Linked DNA regions of Mus musculus: regions 1, 2, 3, 4, 5 and 7 are each linked to region 6. A link is a loop called in an ENCODE intact Hi-C map of the cell type or tissue named here. Cell type or tissue: heart. All regions are shown on one strand.

Region 1 (4,000 bases), 59 kb before region 6:
CCCACACCCAAGAGTGGGGGCCAGGGCAGGTGTGTGTGTCCTGGTGCCTTGGTTGATTTTCTGCTCCCATATTTTAAAAAAATGAACAATTTATAAACAATAAAGCTTTATTTGGCTCAGGGTTTGGAGGCTGGAACATCCAAGAGTAGGTACAAGCCTCTGGTGAGAGCACACCCAAGGTATAAAGTGGGCAGAGGCCCTGACATAAGCAACTCCTGAAGGTCCACAAATAGATTGCCGCAACCACAGGAGGGTTTCAATTGTAGTGTGGTTTAGAGGAGGTGACATCAAAGCAAAATGCCTAAGGTCAAGAGGCGTGGGTTTAATAAGAGGGTGGTCCCATGTAGCACTGCGAAAGCAAAGCACTTCTCCCTCCTCCGTCCTCTCCCACATGGCTCAGCCCTGCTCCTGGACCTTGACACCGTCTTCCGGGTCCAGAGAGAAGTGCACCTGGGCAAGTCCTTGAAAATTGACTACCAGCAGATCAACCAGGCGCTGCTGTGGCAGCCAGCATACAGCAGGTGCCTCATAAATGCTTGCAGGGTACATGGTACATGTAGTTGACGGATACTTGTAGGATATAGGTGCTTGGAAAATGCTTTCAGAGTACGCCTGCCTGGTCACTGTTTACAGAGTAGTTTCTCCTGGCTGATTTGTGAATGCCAGAATAGTTTACACACGCACTTGGTCTGCCATGATTTAGTCACCTCTGTGAAGACTCGCCTTTTAGGATCACATTTAGATTTAATGAGACAGGAACACATAGCGAATGGGTACAGATTCTGGGTACAAGTTGCCTAGAGACTCTTATTTAACTACAGAACACTGTATGAGCTACTCCTGCCCCTCTATGCCTTGACTTGCCTATCTATGAAATGGGAATAATCCCAGTTCCTTTCTCATTGAGTTGCTGTGAGAATTAGATTGCTTAACTTAATGTTTAGGATTGAACCCATGTCATAGAATCAATAATGTATCCCCTTTGTAATGAGTTCTATTACTGTCCTAAAATTCTCACAATGGAAACATCAAATAACAGGCCAGAATCTTGATCTGGCTTAAGGTAGCTCAGCAATAGAATATTTGCCTAGCATGTGCAAGGGCTCTGAGTTAGTTCTGTTCCATTTAAAAAGAGAGAGTGAGATGGTGGTGGTGGTGGTGATGATGATGGTGGTGGTGGTAGTGATGATGATGTTGGACTCTAATATTTGAAAGGCTAAAGTCAGTACTCCATTAGCTTGGTCTACATTTTCAGAGGGTTCTTTTTGCCTCCCAAGGAGGTTATGATTTGCTATGCAGTGAAAAAAACACAAGATACTGTGCTATGAGAAGAAAGCAGGCCTAGCTAGTCGGTCAGAGACCCTGATCTCCTTTGGTTCCCTTCTCTACAGAGGGCTCTCTATGTGTTATCAGACTTGCTTCACTTAGAGAAGCCCTGGGGCCACCAGGACATTTTATCTTCAGACTACTGGAAAGCCACAGAAGAACTGTGGGAGTTGGAAAGAAAACAAGCAAAAAAATCAACAAGCATTTAGCATCTTTTACTTTAGTTTTTTGTTTTGTTTTGGTTTGGTTTGGTTTGGTTTTGTATTTTTTTTTTTTTTTGAGACTGGGTCTCATTGTGTAGCTCTTGGAGTTCTACCTATGCATATTTGCGAATGTAATTGTGATGTTATACATTTGAATTTGCATCCTGTTTAAGCAAATCAGAGCATGAGCATTTCAAGCCACAGGCTGCCCTGAGATAATGAGCTTAGCTTAGGTGGGTGGGTCAGTTCCCCTCCTTGTAGTGTTTCCTCGATGACCACACCCAGTTTGGGCCTCTTGGAGGACTGTAGTGTGTTCAGTTACTGACTTACGATGACTGTTTATAGGCGGTCAAGCCACTGTCACATTGCCCTGGTTTTCATACTTTCCCAAAAGACAACCCTCCTAAGGGTTAGGGAGATGGGCGTGTCGGGAAAGCACTTGCCACACAAGCGTGTAGCCCTGAGTTCTATGCCTAGAATACACAGGGAACAAAGGCCCGGGATGGTATTGTGTCCCGACACGGGGGAAGGGAACGGGTGGATCCTTGGAGCTTGCTATGCAGCTTTTCCAGGTCCCAGGGAGAAATCCTATCTCAAAAAAACCAAGGGAGACAGTTCCCAATGTCTGTCTGAATAGAATTAAATGAAAGAGCCTATATCCAAATTACATTCTCTTGTGGGTTTTCTCTAGGTAAACTTGGACAAATATGAACACTTACAGAAAGCAGGGATTTTGAGTGTTTGGTATATTGGAGAGGCGTCTGGATCCAGACTCTAAGCCCGTTAACATGATGTCACTCATGTGATTTACAGACATTGAAACTCAGAGAGCAGACAGCAAAACTAGATCCAAGGCCACCAGCACCCCAAGCTTATCTGGCCTCTCCAACACCAGCCAGAGGCTGAGCTAAATTAAGAGAGCTCCTCTGGGCTGTGAGAAGCTGGAACACCAAGGTCACCTGGGGGAGGCAGAGCTGTCTGCAGCCTGAGGTTTTCATCAGGCAAATGTCTTCTACAACTAACCTAACAGTAACAGAGCCCAAAAGGGCCAACCAGTCTGCTCCGGCACTTCCTTAATCCTCAGAAAAATTCCCCTGAAATCAGGTCTCAGTGTCTCACAGGAAAGAAAAGGCACTGAGCCTCTCATTCAGAGAAACCTCAAAGCAGGAAGTGGGTGATGAAGGGCAGGGGCCAGGGTGCAAGCTGCCCAGGCTCCTTTCCTGAGATCCCTAAGGGATCAGCCACAGAAGCCAGCAGCCGTCATATCAACCAACACAACATCCAAGCTTCTGACCCTCAGGAAAACCAAGGAAGAAACCTTGTGGCTGATGAGATGATGCCACCCCTGAATCTCACAGTGGAGAAGCATCTTCAGACTCATCCTAGAAAAGCCAGCCTCCCCATTATTGTACCATCTGGACTTCATGCCAGAAGACAGCAGCCTTGCTTGGCATTACTCTTGATCCTCCTGCCCTGCAATTAGCAGGAAACAGACTGCAGCATGCTGTGCTGACACTCTGGCCTTCCACATTTAAGCATTGCCCAGCATTTGACTGAGCATCTCCTGCCTGGAGCCAGAATCTGTGTGGACCATGAGGAAGCAGGTTGGCAAGACAGCATTTTCATATGAGGAGTCCAGTAGACTAGAGTCACCAGGCTTGGCTGGGTGGTTTTCTGTCCCTACTACCCAAGGCTCTGCAGCTTTCACCTAATCTCTTGGGCAGTAGGAAGTTTGGTTACTTGTCACCTGGGCTAAGCTCAGCTCATTCTAGGCAGATGACAGCCTTTCCTGGGGCCAACATAGTTCTACCCTGGCCATTTACTAGGGGTGATTAAATTCTCTATGTCACTAACCTAAATCCTTAAGCTTGTCACTTTATGGACAGGAACACCTTCAGGATCAACATTGCTGGTGGGACTGAGGTGTGTTTCATAGTAAACCCACTCAGCCCAGACAACTCATTGCTACACCTGCTGGAACAGCCTCCCCATTATTGCACCATCTGGACCACTCAGAGTCAAGATACCTCACTGCATCATGTAGCCTCCACAGGAATTTTTGTGAAGGATTTATAGGGCTCCCTTGAATCTTTGGGGCCAATGCCATTACATTCCAAACCTCAGCAATGATCTGAGTACAGAAGAAGATCCCCGGCCCCACCCACCCACACATACATCCCCTGCATCATTTTCCCAGAGCCTCTAGCTAGTGGACCAGAAGGGCTCTTTCCTGCTGTATCCAAGAGGACTTTGTCCCAACAGGGAGAACTGAATGGCTGAAACTCTGCTTGCAGCATGCTGATCTCCAAAGATGCTGATCTGTGTTAGGAGCTTAGTCCTCAGTTTGGAAATGTTGGAAGGTAGTAAGACTTTCAGGATGTAGAAGTTAGCATAAAGTAATGAGATCATTAAAAACGTTGCCCATGAAGATTAATATAGCCCTTGAGAAGTGAATTAGTTTCCATGATGTT
Region 2 (4,000 bases), 130 kb before region 6:
GAAATGTGTCTAGAAAGTATGAGATGGCATCCAGCAGTCTAAAGGGCGCAGGCACCGCAGCGGAGGCGAGGCAGCAAGCGTGATTCTTACGGCAAGAAAGGACAGGCCCAGATGGCTTCAGGAGGCTGGAAGGGGAGAGGACCCTAACGTGAGCACAGGGCCAACGCTTCAGCTCATCTGTCACTGATCTCTGGCCTGCTCTTGGTGGCCCTGTGGGGGGGTTTTAGTTTCCAGGAATCCTCCCAGGAAATGAAGGTTCTGAGTCGTGGAGGTGATTTGGTGTGCCTTTTGCCATCTTTGAATGCTTCGGGTTTTTAATGAAAAGAACCAAGGGGTTTTTCTCATCTTCTTTGAAACTATATGGCTTTTTTTATTTGTCTTTGAATTGTCTGTTCCTTTGGTTTAATGGGAAACTGTAAAGATGTGACTCCATTTAATGTCCTAACTTTTTTTTTGTTTTGTTTTTTGTTTTTACAAACTTCTCAAAACTCAAATTCTAAAGTCACTCTGACTTCACATTAACTTTGGGGTTTTTCAGAGGAACAGAAATTTTCCAAATGAAAATGATTTTGTTCCCTTTCCAAATATGTATGTGTATGGAAATATATGTAGACATTTATGAAAATATATATGTATATGACTATACATATACATACACATTTATACATACACATATACCTACAGAGAAGCCTGAGAGATGTTGAAGTAATCAGACTCACTTACATGGGAAGAATTATCAAGCACAAGTAAAACCTATCAGAGGCTGATGTGGTGTCCAACCGAGTGGCTTAAATGCTGACAAATAACAAGAGCTGCTTAAGCTGGGCGTGGTGGCACACGCCTTTAATCCCAGCACTCGGGAGGCAGAGGCAGGCGGATTTCTGAGTTGGAGGCCAGCCTGGTCTTACAAAGTGAGTTCCAGGACAGCCAGGGCTACACAGAGAAACCCTGTCTTGGGGGAAAAAAAAAAAAAGAGTTGCTTATAACATTTGACACTTCACCTACTGTATTATAGACAAGTGATTGACAGGTGATAAGTAGGCCCTGGTATGACTTACAATTATACATATATATTGTATGTAACAGCTACAATTCAGGTTATCTGAAATGTTACAGCAATAACCACTTTTGTACATCAATCACACTATACTGAACTCCCACTGAACCTTCAGCCATGTCTTAGCTCCTGAATCACCTACGGATTTTTGTATTTTATTACACTGTCCCTCTGAAAGCTTTTATAAGCATGTATTATAAGCATGTATTATACAACTGCGAGAGGATTTATGCAAAGCCTGCAGATTATAGGTTCCTGGTAACTTAAACACTACTGGGCTGGGTAAGGCCCTGCAGAGTCCTCTGGAAAGCTAACTGACCATGGGGCCGTGGGCCTGAGCTCAGCAGAACAAGACTCCAAGGACTGACCGGGTAACTATGCTCATGACTTTGCTAGAAAAGTTTCTGCCACTTCAACGTTCTGTTGTCCAAATTCAAAGTGCCCCCTTTCCTCTTAGGACCTGAAACTTAACCGCCGTTTGGACACGTAAGCCTTTATAAACAAAAGCAGCGGCGTGTTTTCTTTGCTCTCTGACTCATCCCCAACTGACTGGATGCAGAACTCACAAGGTCTTGCTGTGCACACTTCACTTTCAGGGCCCTGAGCTCAGGAGAACTTGATTTTCTCTAACAAGTCGCTGTGTGTGAGGTTTTGGCTTGATGTCTTGGCCTGGAATAAATGTAAAAGTCTGCTCGGAGACTCCACATTACCAGCCGGCCTGAAAAAAAACCTGGCTCTCTCTATGGCCTGACACCCATCAGATATCGTCAGAGCTCTGGCTGGGATTGCAGTCTGAGCAGAGGCAAGAGCTGGTTTTTCTGATGCATTTCTGGGAATAACCAGGCCAAGTTGAAATAGACGAGATGTATTTTACAAGCAAGTTAGCTTTACCGTGATTGTGTCCGGCAAGAAATGTGGGTGGAGGAGAAAAGGGTGGTGACTCTGTGGAGAACTGTGATGTCAGCCTCTGCGGCCTTAGCTATGTGTGAGCCTTGCCAGGTTCTGTGTCCCTCTAGCTTTCTCTCCAGTGTCTGGCCAGCTGACATTTCCAACTTTCTGACAGTGCCCATCCTCTGATTTCTCCAACCTGAAGCTGAAATATACAAGCGAACAACCTCAGAGAGACGACCGCTACAGCTCACGTACCACTAACCTACATGCCTGCAGCTATGGAGGTTAACTCAAGAATTTGCCAAAATGCTACACAGCATGACTAAACACTCAAAGCCCTGTCCTCAACTTACTGCCCAAAGGTTCCAGCATGAATCCAGAACCCTAACTGCTTATAGCATGTGTGCCAAATATTTACCGCGAGCTGTCTCTTCCATACCTGATGGCTACCGTCTATACACTGGGTAGAGCAGCAGCTCTCAACCTGTGGGTCACAATGCCTTTGGGGGTTGAATGACCCTTTCACAGGGTTTGCCTAAGACCATGAGCAAACACAAGTGCATTAAAATTCCTGACAGTAGCAAAATGACAGTTATGAAGTAGCAATGAAAGTAACGTGATGGTTGGGGGTCACCGCCCATGAGGAACTGTATTAGAGCCTTCCTGTGTTAAAGGAAGGCTTAGAAGAGGCTTAAGAGTCTTGATGCCTCCTGAAAGGAGATACTCTGGTGCTTATCGTGTACTCAGCGACTGTAATGGCGGCTGTCGTGAAAAGCACTAATACAAGATGTGAGGGTGAGTTACCACCAGGTCTCAGAACTGTCCCTATGATCTGCTTCCAAAGACAATGGGTCCAAACATCAGAACCTGGTTTCCCAGAAGAGACACCAGCCAGGGTTGCGCTCGAGTCTCACTGGAAGGAGCCTTTCGTATTACAAGAACCTAGAGAGTCTTCAATAGAACTGCATGAGGTACCACATGGCCCTGGACGACTTACCAGAATAACTGGGTAATCTTCCCTCGGGTGTCACGCTGTGCAGCTGTCTCAGTCCCACTGCACAACATCCGGAAAGCGCAAACTGGCCCAGAAAGGTGATGCCTGGGTCTGACTGGGGCTTACTTGATCTTTTTAGCTGGTTCGAGATAGGTAAGTGGACGCCATGGCTTCAAGGGAGCCCTGGGTGTTGTGTACCACCCTCACCCAGGAACTCTCACAAGCTCCCTGGGCAGTTTCATCCTCCTGACTCGTAAACCTTTTTAAATCTTCACTAACTTGGCAAACACCTCCACAGGGATCAGACAACAAAACTGTACAAACAAGAGTCATCAGAAGAACCTGCTGAGGTGTGGCTGGGCATCCTACAGATCTGCAGATTCCGGGGAAAAGGGAGGAAGGAGAAGAAAGGACTGAGAAAACGCCTCCGAGGTGCTACCATCAAAACAACAGAGAGGAGTCTGGGGAAACAAGTGAGTTAGCAGGTTCCACTGGCTCTTATTCATGAACTCGGCTGTGCTCCTTACCCATGGATTTTATTTTTACTACGCAGTTTCTTACCAAGAAGTTAATAGATTTCATTTCTCTGGTTCAATTCACTCACCCATCCACTAGTCACTTGCAAAGGCACCAGATATTGCTTTTTCTTTTGCTTTATTTTATGTGTATGAGTACACTGTCGCTGTCTTCAAACACACCAGAAGAGGGCACCAGATCCCATTACAAACGATTGTGAGCCATCATGTGGTTGCTGGGAATTGAACTCGGGACCTCTGGACGAGCAGTCAGTGCTCTTAACTGCTGAGCCATCTCTCCAGCCCCAGCACTGAATATTTCTAATGGAAAAACTTCTAAATATATGAGTACACGCCTGAAAAGCGTCTTCTGCATGCCCTACAAGAATGTCCATCCTTTTCTGAGAGGAGAATTACGATTCCCCAGCAATGAACTTCCTGGTTGGTTATCAGTCCTGAAATCATATGCATATGAACAACACTAAACAGATACGGCAGGTTGTGTGTGTGTGTGTGTAAAACATTAACAATTAAAGAAGAGGC
Region 3 (4,000 bases), 580 kb before region 6:
AGAGTAGGTTGTTTGATTCTCTTAAGGTTGAACAAAAAGAAACTATCGAGGCTTGTAAACCACATAGAGGCTTAGCTAAATAGATGGTGACCGCAGGACTTGCTGGGATTAACAGTGATGGCATCCCTGGAACTCGGTCTTCCTCAGATGGAAAGAGGGGCTGTATGGAGCCTGAGAAAAATGTAAAACTCTTTTCCTCTCCATGAGAATAACTGCAGGGATCCAGCATAATTGTGAGGCATGAGCTGCAGATCCTCGAAGGGGATGCCACACAAGGGTCAGTCATCTTAAAGATGTGCCCAGGGTCACATCACTGCCCAGTGATCGCTTTTCCCACTGAGCCCCACTGAGAAGATAACCACCAAGCCAGCTTACAGATGAGAGTGAACCATCTTTAGAGTCAAGTCTTAGCCTTCCCTCATCTTCTTTCCTAACCTGCAACCCACCCACCTAGAGGAAGTCTTCCTCTTCTCAGAGGCTATGAGATCACTGTAGAGAGATGCACCTCTGGGGAACCGTTTGCAACTTGGCTCTTCCCTGCAGAGCATTTGTGGCATACACGGAGACCACTGAGCAATGCCTCTCACAACTGACACTTGGAATAATATGCTCTCCCCCCACCCCCGAAAGGATGCTACCCACGAGGAATTCCTCACTCTGTGCAGGTCTCAATTTGATTTTTCTTTTCCCTTCTCCTTTCCCCAGCCCATGCCTCTTGGGCAGTGACACTTGTAGCCTCTACAGAATGTAGTGGTGAGGGGAAAATGTCTCTATGCTGTTGACAAAAGAGAAAAGGCGCTCTGTTCAATCAACTGTGAGGGAGACTGAATTATTTATATCTACTGCCTTTGTCAGTCACCGCGCAAGGTAATTTCATTGCTGAATTTTAAGTTTTTTCATTAATTAACCACTTTTTCAGTCCACTGCTCCGCAGCTAGGCACCAACCCACTGCAGAGCCATTTCTGAGGAGGGCCGAGGAGAGGGCTGCGGAGTGATCCCAGTGACATATGGGTGGTTTCTGTGGGTTTGTTTTTTCACTGTTACTTTGGCTGTGTGCTGAAGCTGATATTGAATGTTTCATTTAAGGCTCGGTCTCACCCAAACTGTCTACGATTCAATATGTCACAATATATATGTTGCTAAATCATCCCTGTGTCATCTTTCTTAACATTCTGTTATTAAAGCCCATTTTTCATGGTAAAATATTCCTCCAGGAAATGGCAGAAGGTACGCACATCCCCAAGTCCGCTGCTTAATTCTAATCGGATGAACCTCTTTAAAAAAAAAAAAAAAGGAAGGAGGAATTGAGAAAAATGGAGCAGAATCAGGAAAATGCTTTTCTTAGAAATAGAATGGGATTTAGGCTGGAAAGGAGATTCACAAGAAAGGTGACATTTTACCTGAACTCTCTAGATAATTGCCTCATCTTTTCCTCTCCTCTCAGAGAACACAAAGCTGGCCAGGCTTGCCCCAGGAATGTTTTGTGACGTGGCATGCCTATGAAACATCTTTCTGAAGACATCTTTGGGGATGAGAGTCTTTCAAAGATCTTTCTCAATAGAAACACAGGAGGTAAAACTGTGTCAACCCAAGGGGTCTGCATGAACACCTACTGTGTGCCAGGCTCAAACAGGTGCTGGGCACAGGGAGAAGAGCACAAGTTCGGTCCCTGGCTGGTTCTGAGGAACTTGAATGAGATACAGTCAGTTGATCCTGATAGCTGAGTCTTGGAACAGTCAGGCTTTCTGGGGTCTGGTTCTTTGAATTGATTGTCAGTCAGCCATAGGTAACCGGACTGCAAAGAGGGATGGTGAACGATCAGTTCTTAATTCTGTGAGAGGGCAGTTCCCTGTAAGGAAGCTAGGGGGCGGTGTGGCCCGGCTTCTGCTGCAGCATTCTTCTTAGGCATTGTCTTTGGTACTTTCAGTTACATAGGCTACTTTGATGGTGTGGTCACAGAAACACTTACATAAGTCAGTCTGATCAAAAGCAACATAGTTACTGGAGAAAATTAATAATTAGAAAGTTGTTCCCAGATACTGGTGACAAAGTATCCATGCTTTAAGTCTGGGGACTCATCCTCTCCCACACTCTTGTTTTTCTTTGCATATATTCACATGCACCATCTCTCTGTCCCTCTGTAGTGACGCTTAGGGTTCTCTTTTCAGTTAAATTATACCATAGCGACCTGCTGAGACCTCTGCTGCTGATCTTTACCCGAAATCTTACTCTCCTGGTATACATTAGCTCTTGCATTATCTAACTTCCTCCTGAAACTCTCTCCATTATTCTCGCCATTGGAACCCTGAAACTCTCTCCATTATTCTCGCCATTGGAATGAATATGTTTTATTCTAGAATACTCTGGAATGTACATTTGAACTCACTCCCCAAATCTTTTCCATTAGCAAACTTTGAATTGCTGGCCTAAGATTTTTATCAAGTGTTAAGATGTTTGGCATTTTCGCCCTTGAAATCTTCTATGCATTTACATTTCTACCAACAACTTATGTGGTAACTTGTTTCTCTTGCTTTCCTGGTCTCTCAAGAGTTCACTTGTTTTGTTTGGTTTGGGTTTTTAGTCCTGAGATTCGAACCTAGGGCCTTATGTACTTTACCACGGAGTTATCTCCATATTTCTTTTGTTTTTCTATCTTTTGTTTTGAGATAGATGCTCACTAAGTTGCCAAGTTGACCTTGAACTAGTAATCTCCTGCCTCAGCTTCTGAAGTAGCTGAAATTGTATGCCTGAGCCATCAGACACAAGGATGGTTCACTTTTTAACATGTTAAATATATCTGGGAGGGCCTACCCCCAAATACTAGCCAGTTCCATTAGGATAGGGGTCAGTGAACCCAGAATATCTTTCTTCTTCTATGAGGATACAGGGAGTTGACTTTGTTACTGTTGCTGATGTCTTGAAGACAAAGAAGCACACTAGTGACTCTTCTTTGAAGCTCTAGACAGCTCTGTATGTATATAAGGGGTTGAGGGTGCAGGATGTGGCCAGTCAGGTCCATCAGTGACTCATGAGAATGTATCCCTGGTGAGCGGCCACCATCAACAGACTGGAATGAACGGCTTGCTCTAGCAAAGTGATGCAGGCAAAGCCGCCATCCAGGATGGGTTTACACACAGTATCACCTTTATCTGGTTTCCAGGCCTGGTTCTTCTCACTGCCAGTGTGCAGCTCATCTAGATGTAACTCGCCATTGAGAGCAATGACAGCTGATACTGTAATGAGGCACCCAAGGTAGTGAGGATGAGTTTGCTTCTGTCACATAAAGTACCAGGTGTTAATGGTAGCCCTTCCCACCTAGTCATAGATTTTTTTTTTCTTTCTTTTCTTCTTCGGTTCCTCCTCCTTTTTATAACAGCTCTAATTTAATCTCTCCAATATCAAACTCATTCGCGAAAGGTAATAAAATCCTCTCAGGAATAAAACAGGGTTTATGTTGAGAATAACAATCTATCAATTTTGCAAGGCACTATTAAATTGCTGCTGTACAGTAGAGCCTGGGTGAGGCAAGGCTTCCTTTTGTGATATCACCTGTCCTTCCAAGGGATAAGCCAAAGCTAGGAGAACATGGCTGCTGGAGACAAGGAGAGCTGGTGATTGAGAGCCTCTAGCGAGTACACAGAGCTAGAGGCCATGCATTCTTGTTTTCTCAGGCTCCCTTCAGTGGCTACTAAACATGTCTTCTCCACAATCTACCTGCTTGTTGCCTGATTCCCAATAGTCCATGTTTTCCCACTGTGTCGCACCCTCACAACCGTACCCCCCCCCTTAGCCTTGCTAAGTAGCAAAGGATTGGATGTCCACCCTCCTGCCATCCTGGGCTCATCAGGTTTGCCAGCACTAGCTCCTTGCTAGCGTGATGTTTCCTTTCAGTTGTAAGCGTGATTCATTTAGAAAACCAGGCATTATGAGACATAGTCTGTATGGATGTTTGCAGAGAGGTTTAACTGAAGAGGGGAGACCTACTTAGTGTAAGCGGGG
Region 4 (4,000 bases), 300 kb before region 6:
AGAGAGAGAGAGAGAGAGAGAGAGAGAGGAAGTCTCCCATTAGCTAACATGTGATCTGACACTGTTCAAACAACACCTGTAATTATTAGAAGGAATACAAAAGTCCATTATTCCTAAATCAAAAGAAATTGAATGGGAAAAAAAATCACCTCTATTACATCACATAGTGAGTTGAGACCATAGGCAAAAATCTTTGGGTATCCTTAAGGAAGCTCGCCTGAATAACCCTACTGGTCTAGTGCAGAGGTAGAATCACTGAAATTTGGGGTGATATCATCAGCCTCAATGAAGCTTCGGATTGCTCGATGGTGGTTCCTGCCCAGATCCTTGAACTCCAGTGAAAGTCCTTTGGCAGCTGTTAGCAAGATCAGGCTGTGGGCATCAGCTGCCTTTGCTGGATCAATTCAGATGAGCCTCCAGCAAAGTCCTTTAAGCTTCTGCCGGGGCTGCAAGGATACTTGAGGTTTCCGTGGTACAATAACATTTTAACTGATGTGTGCATCTCTCTCTCTCTCTCTCTCAGCTCCGCATGTCCTGGCTCATCCGCGGGGTTTTGAGAGGAAACGTATCTCTGGTGCTGGTGGAGAACAAAACCGGAAAGGAGCAAAGCCGGACTGTCTGGCATGTCGCCACTGACGAAGGCTTAAGCCTGTGGCAGCATACAGTGCTGTCCCTCCTCGATGTGACTGACAGGTGAGTTACTATTCATTCCCCCCACCCCACCTCCTGCTTTGTTTTACCCTACAAGGCACAGTGCTGACCTGGGAAGGTCTCACACTCCCCCATGCCCTTTATCTAAGACGTTTGATTGGTTGTTTTTTTCTCTTTGCTATGACAAAGTACCTGACAACTTAAGGAGGGAAGGTGACTTTGTTTGGGTTTTACTGCTGTGAACAGACACCATGACCTAGGCAAGTCTTATAAAGGACAACATTTAGTTGGGGCTGGCGTACAGGTTCGGAGGTTCAGTTCATGACCATCAAGATGGGAGCAGGGCAGCATCCAGGCAGGCATGGTTCAGGAGTTGCTGAGAGTTCTACATCTTCATCTGAAGGCGGCTAGTGGAAGACTGACTTCCAGGCACTTAGGATGAGGGTCTTAAAGCCCATACCCACAGTGACACCCCTACACCAACAGGGCCATACCTTCTAATAGTGTCACTCCCTGGGCAGAGAATACACAAACCATCACAGAAGGGTTTATTTTGGCTCGTAGTTTGAGGGTTTAAGCCATCATAGCAGGGACAGCACAATGACAAAAGCATAAGGCAGCTGGTTACACTGCATCAGAGATGAGTAATCATAGAGCCATAAAAGCTGGTGTTGGCCTGGCTTCTTTCTTTTACTTCAGCCTGAGACTCCTCCCCATTGGATGGTACTGCCCTCTTGGATGGTAGTGCCCCATTGGATGGTACCGCTCCATTGAATGGTTTTAGGTTGGGTCTTCCCACCTCAGTAAACCCAATCTAAAATCCTTTCACTGACAAGTCCAGAGGTCTGTCTCCTAGGCAGTTCTACATCCTGTCAGGTTGGCAGTCAATATTAACCACCACACCCATGTACACACAGAGACATGCACATCTCCTGCCAATTGCCGGGAGCTCGAGATTCTTCAAGGGATGGCGCACTAATGAACACTCATCTCCTGCAGCTCTCACCTGGCCTGATTGGCTTTCTTCAGGATCTGTCTGTGGAGAGAGCAGAAAATGAGGCACTCGAGCTACTACCAAATGATGCTCGGGTTTCATATCTCTATGGCATTTTCTCTCACTTGATGGATGTTGCCTTACTTCCTCTTATTTCCTCTCATTTCCTCTTTCCTCGTTAACAACAAAACCTTAGTGGGTGGGGAAGCTCCATCACTATTCTCCACCGTTCTTTTAAAGAGGAAAAGCTGAAAAAAATCAAAGGAGCAAAACAAGTTTGTCTCTGAGCCAAGACTGGAACCAGGGGGCGGGGGGGGGGGGGGTACTGCTCTATTGATTCAGCTCCAGAGGCAGGTTGACATAGGGAGATGCCAGACTCCTCACTGACCAGAGAAGAGCTTCTACCAGGGACCCTGGTTCTTATCAGACTTTACTACCAGTAACCTCTGTGACCTTGGACAAGAGCCTTGACTCCTTCCAGGTTTAGTCCTTCCCACTTCCAAATGGATATGGCTGGATTACCAGATCTCCAGCTGCATGGGGCATTGGATTGGAGCCGAAGCCTGTGGAGTTCAGCTGTCACTTGTCTCCCTAGGATGGCACTACCCTGCCACCTGCAGTCAGCCTGGAGCAAGCAATGCTTGAGTTAAAAATGGCCTGGCACAGCAGCATGTCTGTGACACTCTGCTGTGCTTTACTGAATATCCCACAGGTGGCACAGACATAGCCTATAGCAAAAGGCAGGGTGGCATCTCACCTACAGGGTAGACTGGAAGGGAAAACCACCTGCTATTGGCTAAGCATCACGCTCTACCATCTAGTGCAGTCTTCACAATAGTCTTACAAGAGATACTCAAATTACCATTCTGGTGAACCAACCTTTGAAATACAAGGACCAAAGGCTCAAAGCAGGGCAAAGAGTGATGCCTGTTGTCATGAGGCTTCGTAAGTGTGGAGCTGGGCTTTGAATTCTTCTCTCAAACCTCATAATATGCTGTTCCTTGCCACTTCTAATGGGAACTCTCCTGTCATAGAGAAGAAACCCCCTTCTAACTCAGAACAGCATCCATCCTCTCCTTCCAATGTATGTGGCTTGATGATCAGAGCCCATAGATGTCCCCAGGCTCAATGACCCTGGGACAAATGGATTTAATTAAAGTGGAGGAAGGGGAAAGTATGAGTGCCACCTCCATAGGCCGGTATTTCATCCTTGGGGACTGTGACAGTCACACACAGGGATTGGAACCTTGCTGGCGGTGCTGGAGCCATCCCTCCTGGGAGATGTAAAATTAATTCTGACTGTTACCCCTTCTCTCTTCAACCCAGCAAGTTCTCTGTTTCGTAGCTACTCCAGGGGATTTAAAGCAAGGAGGACGTTGAGTCCACTGGCTCCCTTCCGCAGGAGATGCATTTGAAGGAGACTTTGTTCCTAGCCTTCCTCTTCCCCCCACTGATGGTCACTAGCAGACTGGTATTTCCAATATTGATCCTGAGGCCAAAGCATCCATTTGAGGACTCAGTGAAGATTCAGACAAAAGCCAGCTTGGTTCACAATGCACCGTGACCTAATTCACACATAATTACAGGGGGAAGAAAATGTCTCCATTCACAAAAAAAAAACGCCTGCCAGCCACCAACTTGTTCTCAAAGCTAGAGGCAGTGTGGGAGGCACGCAGACCGGAGGCACAAGATGAGGAAGCGCAGGTGAACTGTCTGATAGTTTCGCTTGCTAAACTCAAACTAGACTATAGCAGCAACGGAGAGGAAGTGGGACAGCAGCGTGTCCAAGTGAGCGCAGGCTTTCAAGTGGACGGTCCCAAGCTTAGTTAGTGGTGTAACCTCATCCCATCTATTGAAACTCCCCGAGTCTCACCATCCCATCCTGTAAGCAGTACTTCACCAGGTTGTTATGGGAATAAATAATAGGATCGCCAAAAGAATCTATACATAACGGGGTGTCAGGAGGTTTTCAGCATCTTTTATTCTAGCCTCTAAGTGGCTTCATAAGTAATTTATTGAACAAACAGTACAAATCCAGCCACTGATCTTCCATGTTCTGCAAAATGGAGGCATACAGCTGTCTCTGGTTTGGGGAAGAAAAGTGGTGAACTCCTCGGTACACACTAAATGCTTCAACACTAAAAGCTGCTAATAAGGAATATTACTAAAAATGACAAACTTCTCTTCCCCCATCACCTGCACAGTGCCTCAGAGGAGTCTGGCATAGTCATCTCAGAAATGATAACGATAATGATAACCTCAAAGGTGAGGTTCTTGTGAGTGCGTAAATCGTAGAAGTCCTGCAACTTCTTCTGACCTCCTCCCAGGAGAGAGGCCACCCCAGCTGCCTGGATT
Region 5 (4,000 bases), 940 kb before region 6:
CACAGTCCTTGACAGATTAAGAGTCAATTCGCCTTTGAACAAGAGTTATACAGACAGGAAAGACATGGAACAGGGGTGTGAAGGGGCTAGTGTTTTGATCCTTTTCACGTTTTAGATAGAAAGATTTTTTTCCTGAGGGTTTTCACAGCAGAAAATTTGATGAGAACCCAAACATACTATGAAAATAATTAACTCCATGGTCTTCTTCCTTCCCCAAGATAGGAGCATTTTTTTTTAATTCTCTTTTTTTCAAATCTCATCCCTTAAACAATTAAGTTGGCTACATATGAGTATTTCACATATACGGCTGAAAGCCAGACGTTCACTGAGAAGTAGTGTTGTTTGTTTGTTTGATTGGTTGGTTTTGTCTTTAGGGTTTCACTGCTCATCATGACAGCACAGTTATGGGAAAGACCCTGGCCTTAAAGGAGCAGGGTCTCCACTTGGCTGTTCTCGCATGTGGGGCAGTGAGCAAGATACTGCATCTCTTAGAGCTGGGTGAGGGAGGGTCCACTGGACAATGTACTGGGACACTGGGAGAGCTAGCATGAGTGAGACAGTCAGCCTTGGAGAGAAGGGACTGAGAAATTTGTGTGAACTAAAACTTACCCTTATCTGGGCTTCTGGTGACACACAGCCATTATCTGAAAGAAAAGGAGACTGGAGGGAGAACCTGGCATTTTAAGTAAGTGAATAAATAGAAGGCCTTGAGTGTGTGTGCCACCGCCCCACACAACCTTCTTCCACAGAGTCATATCCATAGCCTCTGGCCTGCTACTCATGGACCGCTAGGGCAAAGTAGCAGTCAAGAGGACTGGAGGGTGGGCTTGGAAGTCTCACATGAGCAAATGATCCAGAACTGGAATTAAAAATATCCGTCTCATGTGTGGTGGTTTATGCTTGTAATCCCAAATCCCAGCACTTGAAAAGCCGGAACAGGATTTCCAAGAGTTCCTAGTCAGTCTAGGCAGTGTAGTGAGTTCAAGCCCAGCCTGGGCTACAAAAACGAGGTCGTATTTCAAAAAAGGCCAAAATAAAAAAAGTGAATAAACAAATAGTGTCGTGGTGGGGTGGTTGCTCAGCGGCAGAGCGTTCGCTTGTCTTATAGAAGGCTCTGAGTTTCATCCCCAGTTTCTGTCTGGAAACCTGTGCAGACACCATTATGAGAAAACCAAGTGGCTGACAGGTCTGACAGCATTTGTTGCGGCTAAAGCCGAAGAAGAACAACTCAGGCTCTCAGGAATGCTTTCAAATAACAGGAGTGTTGGAGAAGGTTCCCTTTCAAGGCTCCAAGGCTCTTGAATCTTGCAGGGCCTCGCTACCCCTGCCTCCTTCTGGTTTTTCTTTGCCTCCAGATTTATTCCGGAACCTGCTCCTCTGAAGTCGGACACATTTAATCTGTTAAATGTATAATTAGACAGAGTGTTTGGTTGCAACGATCGCTTCCAGTTTTCCCATTTATCCAAAATACTCTCTTGTTCGCACAGCGGAGAAATAGGGCAGGCAATCTGGAGGAAGGAACAGGCACCAGCAGCGGGAGGCGGGGCGGGCTTGGTGCTTTTCTCAATGAATACTGAGGCCTCTGCAGATTTGCATAGGAGCAGATCTCGCAGCGGCATTGGCCGGCGGGCTTGGAAGGGGGCGGGGCCGGCTGCGTGGGCTGGGCGGCTGCGCTGAGTTCGCTCTAGAGCCCCGCCCCTCGCGGAGGCCCCGCCCCCCTTCGGCGCGCGCTCGCGGCACTGCCAGCTGCAAGTGGCGGGCGCCCAGGCAGATGCGATCCAGCGGCTCTGGGGGCGGCAGCAGCGGTGGCAACTGGCACCTCCCGCTGCTTCTGTCCAGCGGTTCTCGGGGGGGCAGTAAGACGTTTTCCGTTCGCCCCCTGGCCAGTCAACAAAACCGCGGGCGCTGCTGGTAGGTGAGGAGGGGGCTGGCTACATTGCGGGCTCCTCTGCCCGGAATGTTTTCACTAGTCGCCAGCGGCCAGGGCCGCCCGGGTGCTTGGGAGTGAACTCCGAGGAACCAAGACGTCGGTGACGGCAAGGACGCTGCAAACTTGCGCGCGTGGAGGCAGCGGGAGCCTCCTCTCCGCAACGCAGAGCTCGTGTTCACGCCCAGAAGTTCAGCGGGCAGGGTGATCGATCCGAAGACTTCCTGCAGCGGAGGTCACTTGAGGGGGCGCTAGAAAGCAGCCCCCTCCGGTGGTCCTTGCCTAGACCTGGGAAGGAGCGCAGAGGAGGTGACAGGAGCGGAGGACGTGGGCAAGACAGTGACCGACTCGGAGCCACGGTTCACAGCCTGGAAAGTTGCAGAAGATTGGAAGCTAAGAGGAGAGCTCTGGTCGCCGAGGGCTCCTTGAACGGTACCTAATTGCCACCTCCCTGGTCCCTGAGCAAAGGCCTCTACAAATGGGGCGCAGCACGGCGAGAGGCGCAGGATCCAGCTGTTGAGCCCAGGGTGTCTCACTGTCTCCGAACTACCCCCTGACTTTGTCTTCCGTTTTGCTGAGAACCCTTCTCGCCTCCTTGTAGCTTGGGAAAAGCAAGGGCGCTCTATAGTGTACACACAGTCCCTGAGATCTAGTGGAAGGAGCCATTCAGGACCAAGGACTATTTGGAGCCCTTTCCTGTTTGGGGGAGAGTGAAGGGCGAGGCTGGACCAGCAAGGGAAGGGAGACTAGTGTAAACTCGCCCTCCAGCGGGATGGGAGCTGCTGGGTTCCTGTGGCTGCTGCCTCCACTGCTTTTGGCAGCAGCCTCGTACTCCGGAGCTGCAACCGATCAGCGCGCGGGTTCCCCAGCCTCAGGGCCTCCTCTGCAGCCCCGGGAGCCGCTCAGTTATTCGCGCCTGCAGAGGAAGAGTCTGGCAGTGGACTTCGTTGTACCCTCGCTCTTCCGCGTCTATGCCCGAGACCTGCTGCTACCGCAGCCACGGTCCCCCTCGGAGCCCGAGGCTGGCGGGCTGGAGGCGCGGGGATCACTGGCCCTGGATTGTGAGCCTCTGCTCAGGCTGCTGGGGCCACTGCCTGGAATCTCCTGGGCAGATGGAGCCAGTTCTCCTAGTCCCGAGGCGGGTCCGACGCTGTCCAGGGTGCTGAAGGGAGGCTCGGTGCGCAAGCTCAGGCGTGCCAAACAGCTGGTGCTGGAGCTGGGCGAGGAGACGATTCTTGAAGGCTGTATTGGTCCCCCAGAGGAGGTAGCGGCTGTGGGGATACTCCAGTTCAACCTCAGCGAGCTGTTCAGCTGGTGGATTCTCCACGGCGAAGGGAGGCTGAGGATCCGCCTGATGCCTGAGAAGAAGGCATCGGAAGTGGGCAGGGAGGGAAGGCTATCCAGTGCGATCCGAGCCTCCCAGCCCCGCCTTCTCTTCCAGATCTTCGGGACGGGTGAGCAGCTCCCACTAGAGTGTGTTGGGATTTGCATTTTTAGTTATACGACATGTAGACACTGCTAACTAACTCTTATTCTTCTAGCCCCCTTTTCATCGTACTTGAACTTAGACCCGTGGTTTCTTTTTATGTGCTTAAACATAGTAACTTCCCAATAGAACCTTCTCTCTCTCTCTCTAGCAACCAAGTTGGGAGAAAAGTTTTCCAGTGTTGGCAGAATGCCTTCCACTGACTTACACACGATCCCACTGGATCATAATTGGATGCCCTCCTTCCTGAGCTCTGAGAATGGCTGAAACGTCCCTATAACGCCCGAGTTCCAAGTTACGGGACCTCACACTATTGCTCTTTTTTTCTTGACTCTTGTTTCTCTTCTAGACGACCACCTATTTGGAGAATGTGGTCGAATTTCCCAGAGAATAGAGAATTCCCCTTAATACTGAGTCTCAGCCAACTGCCTGTCCCTGTCCCTCCTCTCCAGTGCTGGCTAACCCAGAGGTTCTCTTTTCCTTAATTATTCATTCTGCCACATTGGACTCCCACCTCCAGACTGTTTACACACTCAGACTCTCGATGTTCTCAGATGTCCCAGGAAAGTCCCAGAGGAACTAAGGAA
Region 6 (4,000 bases):
AAGGAAGGAAGGAAGGAAGGAAGGAAGGAAGGAAGACAGACCGGGAGCTAAAAAGATGACTCAGCAGTTATAAGTCCTTTCTACCAGTACTTCCTGCCTCCTCCCTGCCCCCCTGCCCCCCAGGACTGGAACTCTGTTCCCATCAACCATGTTGGGCAGCTCACAATTGCCTGTAAGTCCATCTTCAGGGGAGCTGACACCCTGTTCTGGGCTCTGTGGGCACCTGCATACACATGGCAGACACACACACAGAGATGCACAGTCACATACATAAATAAGATTAAATTTTAAAAAAGACCCACAAAGCAAGTATACAGAGCCTGGTGATGCACTGTTGTAATTCCAGCACAAGGAGACAGAGGCAGGAGGATCGGGAGTGAGCTCATTTGAGAGTCTTGAGACTAGCTTGGGCTATGTAAGACTTTGCCTCAACAAGAAAAGACCTAAGTGCCTTGTGAACCTAAAAATGCAGGGCAAGTTTCTACAAATGAGTGCCTTTTTCTTATAAACATGTCTGCTTGCAGACCCAAAGACTTTAAACCCAAAAGAAATATAGTTTTGTAATGGAGGCGATTTCTCAGTCCATATTTACAAACACCTCTGAAACGCAGTGCTGTCCTGTGAAACTCATGAGGCACCATATGCAGCAGAGCTGGGTGGATTGCAGGAGGAGGGCCCTCATGTGACAGGACTGTCTGGCCCCTGGATTTATCTGCACACAGTCACAAGAGAAGTCTGGAAGAACACGTGCGATTACACTGGTTTTGCTTACTTCAGGATCAAAATTATTGGTAAGCTATTTCCACCGGTATATATAACCCTGGCTGTCCTGTGGTTTGTGGTATAGACCAAAATAACCTCGAACTTAAAGATCCACCTGCCTCTGACTTTCTTTTTTTTTAAGATTTACTTATTTATTTTATGTATATGAGTATACTAAAGCTGTACAGATGGTTGTGAACCACCATGTGGTTGCTGGGAATTGAACTCAGGACCTCTGGAAGAGTAGTCAGTGGTCTTAACTGCTGAGCCATCTCTCCAGCCCTGACTCTGACTTTCAAGTGCTGAGATTAAAAGTATGCCGGACTTATTCTTTTCACTTTTCCATATACTTGAAGTTTTCAAAAGTTTGGAGGGTGAAAAACAAAACTGCCGCTGAGTGAATGTGAGCAAGTCCATGCGGAGAAAAACTGTAGGTTGCTGCACAGCGCAAGGCGGTCCTCCTTATGGACATGAGGGGAAACACGCAGTCTCCAGCACTTAACTGTTACACAGTACAAGTCGCCTATGCTGCTTCTGCCAAGCTCCGGGTTTGCTCAGGCTGGTACACTGAGCATGTGTCCCGGCCCAGGACGTGAGAATATCAGCTTGGCCAGGTTGGGGGGGGGGGGGGGGTTAAGGGGGCGTTTCCCACTTCAGAGGAGCTGGAGAGAACTGGAAGCCGCAACCGGAAGACTCTGTGTCCTCCAAACTGGGATATATTCCAGCAAAGAAAGAGCTGGAAGCACCTCGGAGATTCCCGAAGACTGAACGGAGAACGTTGACAGGTTCGCTGGCGAGCATTCTCATGCAGCCCCACTTCCTGCCGGGGATGGTGCGCTGAGTTTCCCGGAGCAAGACTGACACCTTGTGGTTCACTTTGATTTTGACGATTTACACTTGGACCCCAAAAAGAAACCAAGACAACCCGACAGAACTAGGGAAGCCCTGGAAAAGTCCCATTGGCGCAATTCCACCATGTTCACGAAACTTGAGCAGCACACAAGAATAGACTACAAAATCCACAGCCAAGATGTCCACTGGAAGAAGGAGCCCCGGGTCCTGAGAACAGCCATGCTCTCTCTACCTCACCCATTTGGTTTCTTGCAAGCTGAAATCTCTTGGTTAACCGAGTCGAAGACCTCAATTCTAAGGAGTTTTAGTTGCAGGTTTCTAGAATGCATCTATCAAGCAACTATTTGTCCTGCCTTTCCTGTGAATATCACTCATTCATGAGGTAAGAGCTGGCAGGCTCTGGTCATCTGTTCCAAGGTAATTAACTACCCAAGTCTACGGAGGTGGAAGCAACAGGCATGATCTTTCCAAAGTTAAAAAAAAAAGGGCTGGAGAGATGGCTCAGTGGTTGAGCGTTGGCTGCTCTTCCAGACAGCTGTCTGAACCTCCAGTTTCAGATCTGACTCCCTCACATAGATATACACAAAGACAATGCAGACACAACAATGCACATAAAATAAATGATTAAAATAATAATCTTTCTTTTCTAAATAAAGAGAAATGTATTCAGTTATAATATTCCGAGAAATAAATTCTCATAAACCTATTGGCTGGCCAAAGAGCAAATCAAATTTCCATAGGACTTATGTTTAACTTGTGGTCAGGAGGGTTTGCCGTGCGAAACTTGACCTGAAATCTGTAAAGCCAAATGAGAGGCAACAAGATAGATTTATGGAAATCTCAAGTACCATAGCCTGTACCCGGAATCCTACCCATCTGCAAATGTTATCATCTTTATCAAATCTGCTGCACTTAGAGTCACCTGGGAGACACTCTGGGCGTGGCTGTGAGCATGTTTTCAAAGAGGATTAACTGAGGAGGAATATCTCTCCTTGGTTACCACCATCCCATGAGCTGAAGCCCCAAACCCAAGGAACAGGAAAAGATACAAGAAGTGAATGAACACTAGCAGTCATCTCTTCCCACTTCCCGGAAGTGAGCACGGTGTGACCAGCTGCCTCATTCCTGCTGCCGGGTTTTCTGCGCCATGATGGGCTACATACCCTCAAAACCTTAAGTCAAAACAAGCCACGTTTTCTGAAGTCAAGCATCCAATTCAGCATCCTAGAAAGATGCTGGCACAGCACCTACACTGGATCATGAGGGCCCAGGAAATGTCCTTATTTTACCAGGACACTAAAAGCAGTCTATATATCATTGATCAGGAAATGTTCCAACAGTCTGAAACTCCAGGGTGGGACAGCGTCTTAGGGTTTTACTGCTGTGAACAGACACCATGACCAATTCTTATAAGGAGAACATTTAGTTGGGGCTGGCTTACAGGTTCAGAGGTTCAGTCCATAATCATCAAGGCAGGAGCATGGTAGCATCCAGGCAGGCATGGTGCAGGAAGAGCAGAGAATTCTACATCATCATCTGAAGGCTGCTAGAAGACTGGCTTCCAGGCAGCTAAGAAGAGGGTCTCAAAGCCCAAGCCCACAGTAACACACTTCCTCCAATGAGGCCACACCTCCTAAGAGTGCCACTCCCTGGGCCAAGAATATTCAAACCATCACTGACAGGGATTTGTATTGGAGTCCCCACACCATGAACTGATCTGGACACAGTTGAACACTGCAAAGTAGTTTTGTTCCTAAGTTAGTTAGTCCTCCAAAGTACATTGCCTAAAAAAGCTAGACCACAGACAGCTATAAACAGTACGATACCATCTATGTGGAGAAAAAGAACCCAATTGCATCTCACCAGCACAATTGCATCTGTCTGTAGATCCACGGAAGAACTGCTACCTCTGCACACAGTTGGAAGAGGATTCGGGGTGGTGGGCAGCAGGGCACTGGCCTAAGCCACAGCCTCATCTTCTCTTTAGAGCAGTGGCTCTCAAACATAATGCTGCAAACCTTTAACACAATTCCTCATGTTGTAATATTATTTTTGTTGCTACTTTGTAACTGGAATTTTGCTACTGTTATGAATTATAATGGAGATATGTTTTTTTTCCAATGGCCTCAGCCAATCCCCATGAAAGGGTCATGACCAACATGTTGAGAACCACTGCTTTAATGGTATGCATTCCACATCACTTGCCTGTAAGCCTATCAGCTGAGTTTGAGCTCACAGATCTGCCCACCTGTTGTCCTCTGACTACACACGACATGAGATGCAAGTGTATGAGTGTGTGCATATACACACACATACATGCTCACACAAAGAGGAGAAAATTTTCTACCATTATACAATGGTTACTGCTGTTACAGCTTTGTCTTCC
Region 7 (4,000 bases), 1.1 Mb before region 6:
TCCCACCTTTTCTTTAGCATCCTTCTAAGCTTAGGGCAGAAACCCCTAGGACACAGTTCAAAGCTCTCTCAACCATCTCCCTTCAGTTCTCTTAGAGCACATGGATTCTCTTGGTTTACTGAGTTCATATTTGCATTAAAGGTTCAGAAATCTGAGAGTGAGGCATGCCTGTAATCCCAGCATTTAGCAGGCAGAGGCCAGCTTTGGCTGCATAGGAAGACCCTGTCCCAAAAGAAGGTTTCTGATATCTTTCTTGTAGTAGGAGATAGCTATGGTAGGGGTTTCTCTCCATCAGTGTCTGGCAGTATCTGGCCACATTTTTGCCAGAGATGTAAGCCTGTCACGTATTTTGTCCTCTGCCTTCTGGATAGGCTACATCTCTGTTTTATGCTCGCCTCTTCCTTTGTCTGGAGAGTGAGCAGCAGGCCTGCTTACTCATCATCTAGTTCTGCAGTGTGTGTTTTAGTCTTTGCTTCTCTTGGGCTGTCTCTGCTGAGAAGAGAGAGGCAGAGAAACGTGTTCCTAGCTTTGCCAACTTCGAGTTATGGTGTCAAGATTTTCCTGGCATGCCTCCCATTCCCCCAGCCCTTGAATGGATGAGCGTGAGTTCTGGGTGTGATTCCCTTGCTGAGCTAATACGTGTCTGACTTCCACAGAACCAGGAGCTGGCCATGTGCTTGCCATGCCTCGGCTCTTCCTTTGACTTGGCTCATCAGCCAGGCACTGGGGTGTAGGCTGTAGTTTCACTGAACACGATTTCCCATTCTTTGGGAAGGAAGTTGTGTGGAACTGTGTCTGTACTTTCCTCTCATTCTAGGTGGTCTAGTGATATTCAGCACTCACAGAACTACTCAAAACTGCAGCGTTAGGAAGGTGTGGGACGATGTGTCCCTGTCAGTTCCCAAAAGATATCCTCCTGCTGCATGCTGCCTGCCCATTCCAGTCTTGCCCTGCACCGTGCTTGTTGCCTCCTTGAATAGGATAAGTATGTCTTCAGCCAGGAATCTATTGTCTACTCACATACTATGCCTGGTATGAAGTAAGCACTAGAATCTTGGTGACTGAATGGCTTTGGGATGTCTTAGAACCCAAATCATAGTTCATGTCTAGGCCCCCAAGATATGTGGACTTTGGATGCTTAACTGAATCCCCAAGGCATGTCCTGGGTAGGTTCCAATGACATACTGCTACAAAGTGAGCGCTTCGCCTGGATCCATGAGACCTGGCTTTCTGGATAAACTCTGTCACCTTTTTGTCTTCTGTTTATCAAATGGAGCTGCGACAGCTGGCTCTGCCTCCCTTGTAAGGACATGCAAGGTAATACAGAGCCTTACGATACCAAGACATCTTTTTACAGGTCTCACCACTTAAAAGGAAGGACGGCTGGTGCCACACAGGATTCGAGAGGGTTCATTCATGGTCACCAATTCCTGCTTTTAGCCTGACTTGTTCTCTGAAACTGAAGCTGGTGGCCAAAGATGATGTTGAGAGTCTGCAGTGATCTCTGTGGCCACGAGGTGTCACCCTCAGCCTTAGAATGGTAGATTATTACCTCCCTGCCAACCATGGTTCTCTGCAGAGAGCCTGGTTTCCTCTGGGTTCCCAGTGCCCACTCAGACACTGGCATCAACACTGGAGGCTATCACAACCGTCCATCACGGCCCTCGTTTCCAGGTGCAAGGTGCTTATTTAATTCTAATTTATTTTAAATTTTGCCTAACCAGTGCATGACTAGAAATGGCCAAAAATGTTCATGAATTTAATTTCAGGACCCAAAGCCAGCAAATTTAGAATTGGTCATGGTAAGCCCTCTACCACTCACTTCCACATTTTTGCTACTAAAAAAATGTGTTTTTTAAAAAATCACCGCCTCAGGATAACCTAGTTAATGTAATAATAGCAAGACCAGGGGGAAGAGACCCCAAACCTCACCAGAATCCCCCAGACAAACGGGATCCTGGATGGTCAGGCTCAGTTCCATCTTTCTGGTCTTTCTTAGGATGTTTTTCCTGCTGACTGCTCTCTTCTTTTAAAACACTGTCCTTAGCTCTTGTTCCCTGTTCTCCTCATGCTGTGCATGTTAGTTTCTTGGTCCTCCAAGGTCTTTCTTCACGGTATTTCACCATGTCTCCAGGCACCTGCCATAGCTTTTGTTCTTCTACCTTGTACACTAGTCATACCTTGTAGTAATATAGAAATCTACATCTCACTCCCAGACAACTGTGTATTGTCCTCTCTACTGGAGGATATCCTCTGCCTTGGAGGATATTGCTTTCAAAGCAGCTCAGGTATTTACATGTAAATACATTAAAATTTATTCACCTTGGGTGCCTTGTTCCATCTGTTTTGTTCATTGTGTATTGTTGTATAACTACCACCTTAAGATATTCAATTTCTGTGATGGTTAATCTTGGTTGTCAATTTGACTGGGCTTAGGTATACTTAGAAAATGGGTAAAGCCAACTCTCTCTGTGTGAGAGTTTTCCAGAAAAGATTGGCTTGTGGTATCGGCAAACTGAGTGGGGAAGCCCCGTCCTTAATGAGGACAGCTGGGTGGGATATTGTAGCCACACCGACGGAGAGAAAACAACCAATAGGAAAGCACACACACACAAGGCTACATCTGACTTGAGTGTGCACAGCTTTCGCTGTTGCCCTTGTCAGCAGATGCCATACTCCAGCTTTCTAGACATTTGAATGAGGAATTGCACACACCCCTCTCCAGGACCAGGCCTTCAGCCTCAGACTGACGACATTGAACTGAACATCATTGGTTCTTCTGATCTGGGGCTTCTGTCTTCATCTGAGCAGACATCCTGGCTCATCAACTCCAAGGTTTATGCCAACTTGATACACAAATTAGAATTATCTGAAAGCTGGGACTACATAATTTCCAGCTATAAGGCATTTTCTTAATTAGCGATTGATGGGGGAAGACACAGCCCATTGTGGGTGGGGCCATCCCTGAGCTGGTAGTCCTGAGTTCTACAAGAAAGCAGGTTGAGCAAGCCAGTAAGTAGCATCCCTCCATGGCCACTGCATTAGCTCCTGCCTCCTGGTTCCTACCCTGTTTGAGTTCCTGTTCTGACTTCCTTCCATGATGAACACTTATTTGGAAGCATAAGCCAAATACATGTTTTCCTCCCCAACTTGCTTTTTGGCCAGAGTGTAGCATTATAGCAATAGAATCCCCGACTAAGATGACCACTGTGGCACTGTCCATATTCTAGCCATTTAAGCAAATTTAATAAACCTACTCTTATAATTAATTATACATCAGTCTTAGAACAGTTATTTCTGGCTCTGTGTTCTCTCATCTTAACATTCCTTTTGTTCCTTTGTCTGGCCCTCAGCTGCACAGATCTGATTCCTGTTGCTGTGTTGTTTTGCCTTTTCTGTAATTTTGTGAAAATGGGACCTTATGACACTTATATCTCTTGTGCTTGATCTCCTTTCCTTGGCCCAATTAACACCTTCAACACCTTCCCAAAACCCTATTTTTTTGCTTTTAGCCTGCTTTCTTGCTAGTGATAGTGTCTCTCTATTCATTCTGGTCCCCAAGTCATCAAACTGGCTGCTGGCCTGCTGCTGCCTCCCTTCTCCCTTCTGCTCTGCCCCTCCAGAAGGTCCTCCAGCCCACTTCTCCCCCATATCTGCTCTCCTCTCCATCCTTAAGGTCACTGAGGCTGCCTTTGCTGCTTGCTGGTCTAACTGATGTCCAGGTAAGACCTCTTGAGCCTTCCTCTGACAGCCACCAGACCTAAACTGCAAATCTGATTCTTTAGCTTCAGTGTTGCCCAACAGGCTTCTTGGTTAGCAAATGGCACTCCACACTTACACCGATTCCTGCCTAAAGCTCTGTATCTGTTTTCAAGGCTGTCCTCAGTGTGCTTGCACTCAGCTTGCACTCAGCCGTTGCTTGTGACTTTTTCTCAAGGGCTGAGCTCACTCTTCCTCCATTGTGCTGTTTTCTCTACCCGGAGTCTTTCTCCTCTTCCAT

The links. Peaks named below come from ENCODE experiments on the same cell type or tissue, not always from the same donor. Only the 100,000 strongest peaks of a DNase experiment are listed, where the experiment ranks them.
Region 1: it touches region 6 in a loop (2.4-fold over the local background); 2 of 42 quality-filtered maps call a loop at or near these places.
Region 2: a loop joins it to region 6, with 2.2 times the contacts of the local background. A loop is called at or near these places in 13 of 42 quality-filtered maps.
Region 3: it touches region 6 in a loop (12-fold over the local background); 10 of 42 quality-filtered maps call a loop at or near these places.
Region 4: it touches region 6 in a loop (7-fold over the local background); 2 of 42 quality-filtered maps call a loop at or near these places.
Region 5: a loop joins it to region 6, with 8 times the contacts of the local background. A loop is called at or near these places in 10 of 42 quality-filtered maps.
Region 7: it touches region 6 in a loop (17-fold over the local background); 19 of 42 quality-filtered maps call a loop at or near these places.

The regions. Positions count from the first base shown.
Region 1 is chr17:71,719,659-71,723,658 of GRCm38, reverse strand. The region is part of intron 18 of Togaram2 (TOG array regulator of axonemal microtubules 2); the gene reads right to left. Among named protein-coding and RNA genes, the nearest start is that of Pcare, 31 kb to the left of the region's middle. In heart, a CTCF peak has its summit at 2,466; a DNase peak (open chromatin) is centred at 2,438; H3K27ac peaks cover 2,571 bases.
Region 2 is chr17:71,793,545-71,797,544 of GRCm38, reverse strand. All of the region lies in intron 2 of Clip4 (CAP-GLY domain containing linker protein family, member 4), which reads right to left. Among named protein-coding and RNA genes, the nearest start is that of Gm30140, 13 kb to the right of the region's middle. In heart, a CTCF peak has its summit at 3,619 (motif pointing right); a DNase peak (open chromatin) is centred at 1,764.
Region 3 is chr17:72,240,106-72,244,105 of GRCm38, reverse strand. The region is part of intron 3 of Alk (anaplastic lymphoma kinase); the gene reads left to right. Among named protein-coding and RNA genes, the nearest start is that of Gm41613, 110 kb to the right of the region's middle. In heart, a CTCF peak has its summit at 1,863; no DNase peak of the experiment used is centred here.
Region 4 is chr17:71,964,179-71,968,178 of GRCm38, reverse strand. Alk (anaplastic lymphoma kinase) reads left to right here. Exons shown (of 29, transcript NM_007439.2): 9 at 524-693. Among named protein-coding and RNA genes, the nearest start is that of Gm41613, 160 kb to the left of the region's middle. In heart, a CTCF peak has its summit at 2,263; no DNase peak of the experiment used is centred here; H3K27me3 peaks cover 368 bases.
Region 5 is chr17:72,602,409-72,606,408 of GRCm38, reverse strand. Alk (anaplastic lymphoma kinase) reads left to right here and starts at 2,102. Exons shown (of 29, transcript NM_007439.2): 1 at 2,102-3,381. The coding sequence starts at 2,700. In heart, no CTCF peak of the experiment used is centred here; DNase peaks (open chromatin) are centred at 1,608 and 3,058; H3K4me3 peaks cover 2,264 bases; H3K27me3 peaks cover 2,995 bases.
Region 6 is chr17:71,660,442-71,664,441 of GRCm38, reverse strand. No RefSeq gene overlaps it. Among named protein-coding and RNA genes, the nearest start is that of Togaram2, 11 kb to the left of the region's middle. In heart, a CTCF peak has its summit at 1,624 (motif pointing left); DNase peaks (open chromatin) are centred at 1,481 and 1,521; H3K4me3 peaks cover 969 bases; H3K27ac peaks cover 753 bases.
Region 7 is chr17:72,779,536-72,783,535 of GRCm38, reverse strand. No RefSeq gene overlaps it. Among named protein-coding and RNA genes, the nearest start is that of Ypel5, 55 kb to the left of the region's middle. In heart, a CTCF peak has its summit at 1,504 (motif pointing right); no DNase peak of the experiment used is centred here; H3K27me3 peaks cover 757 bases.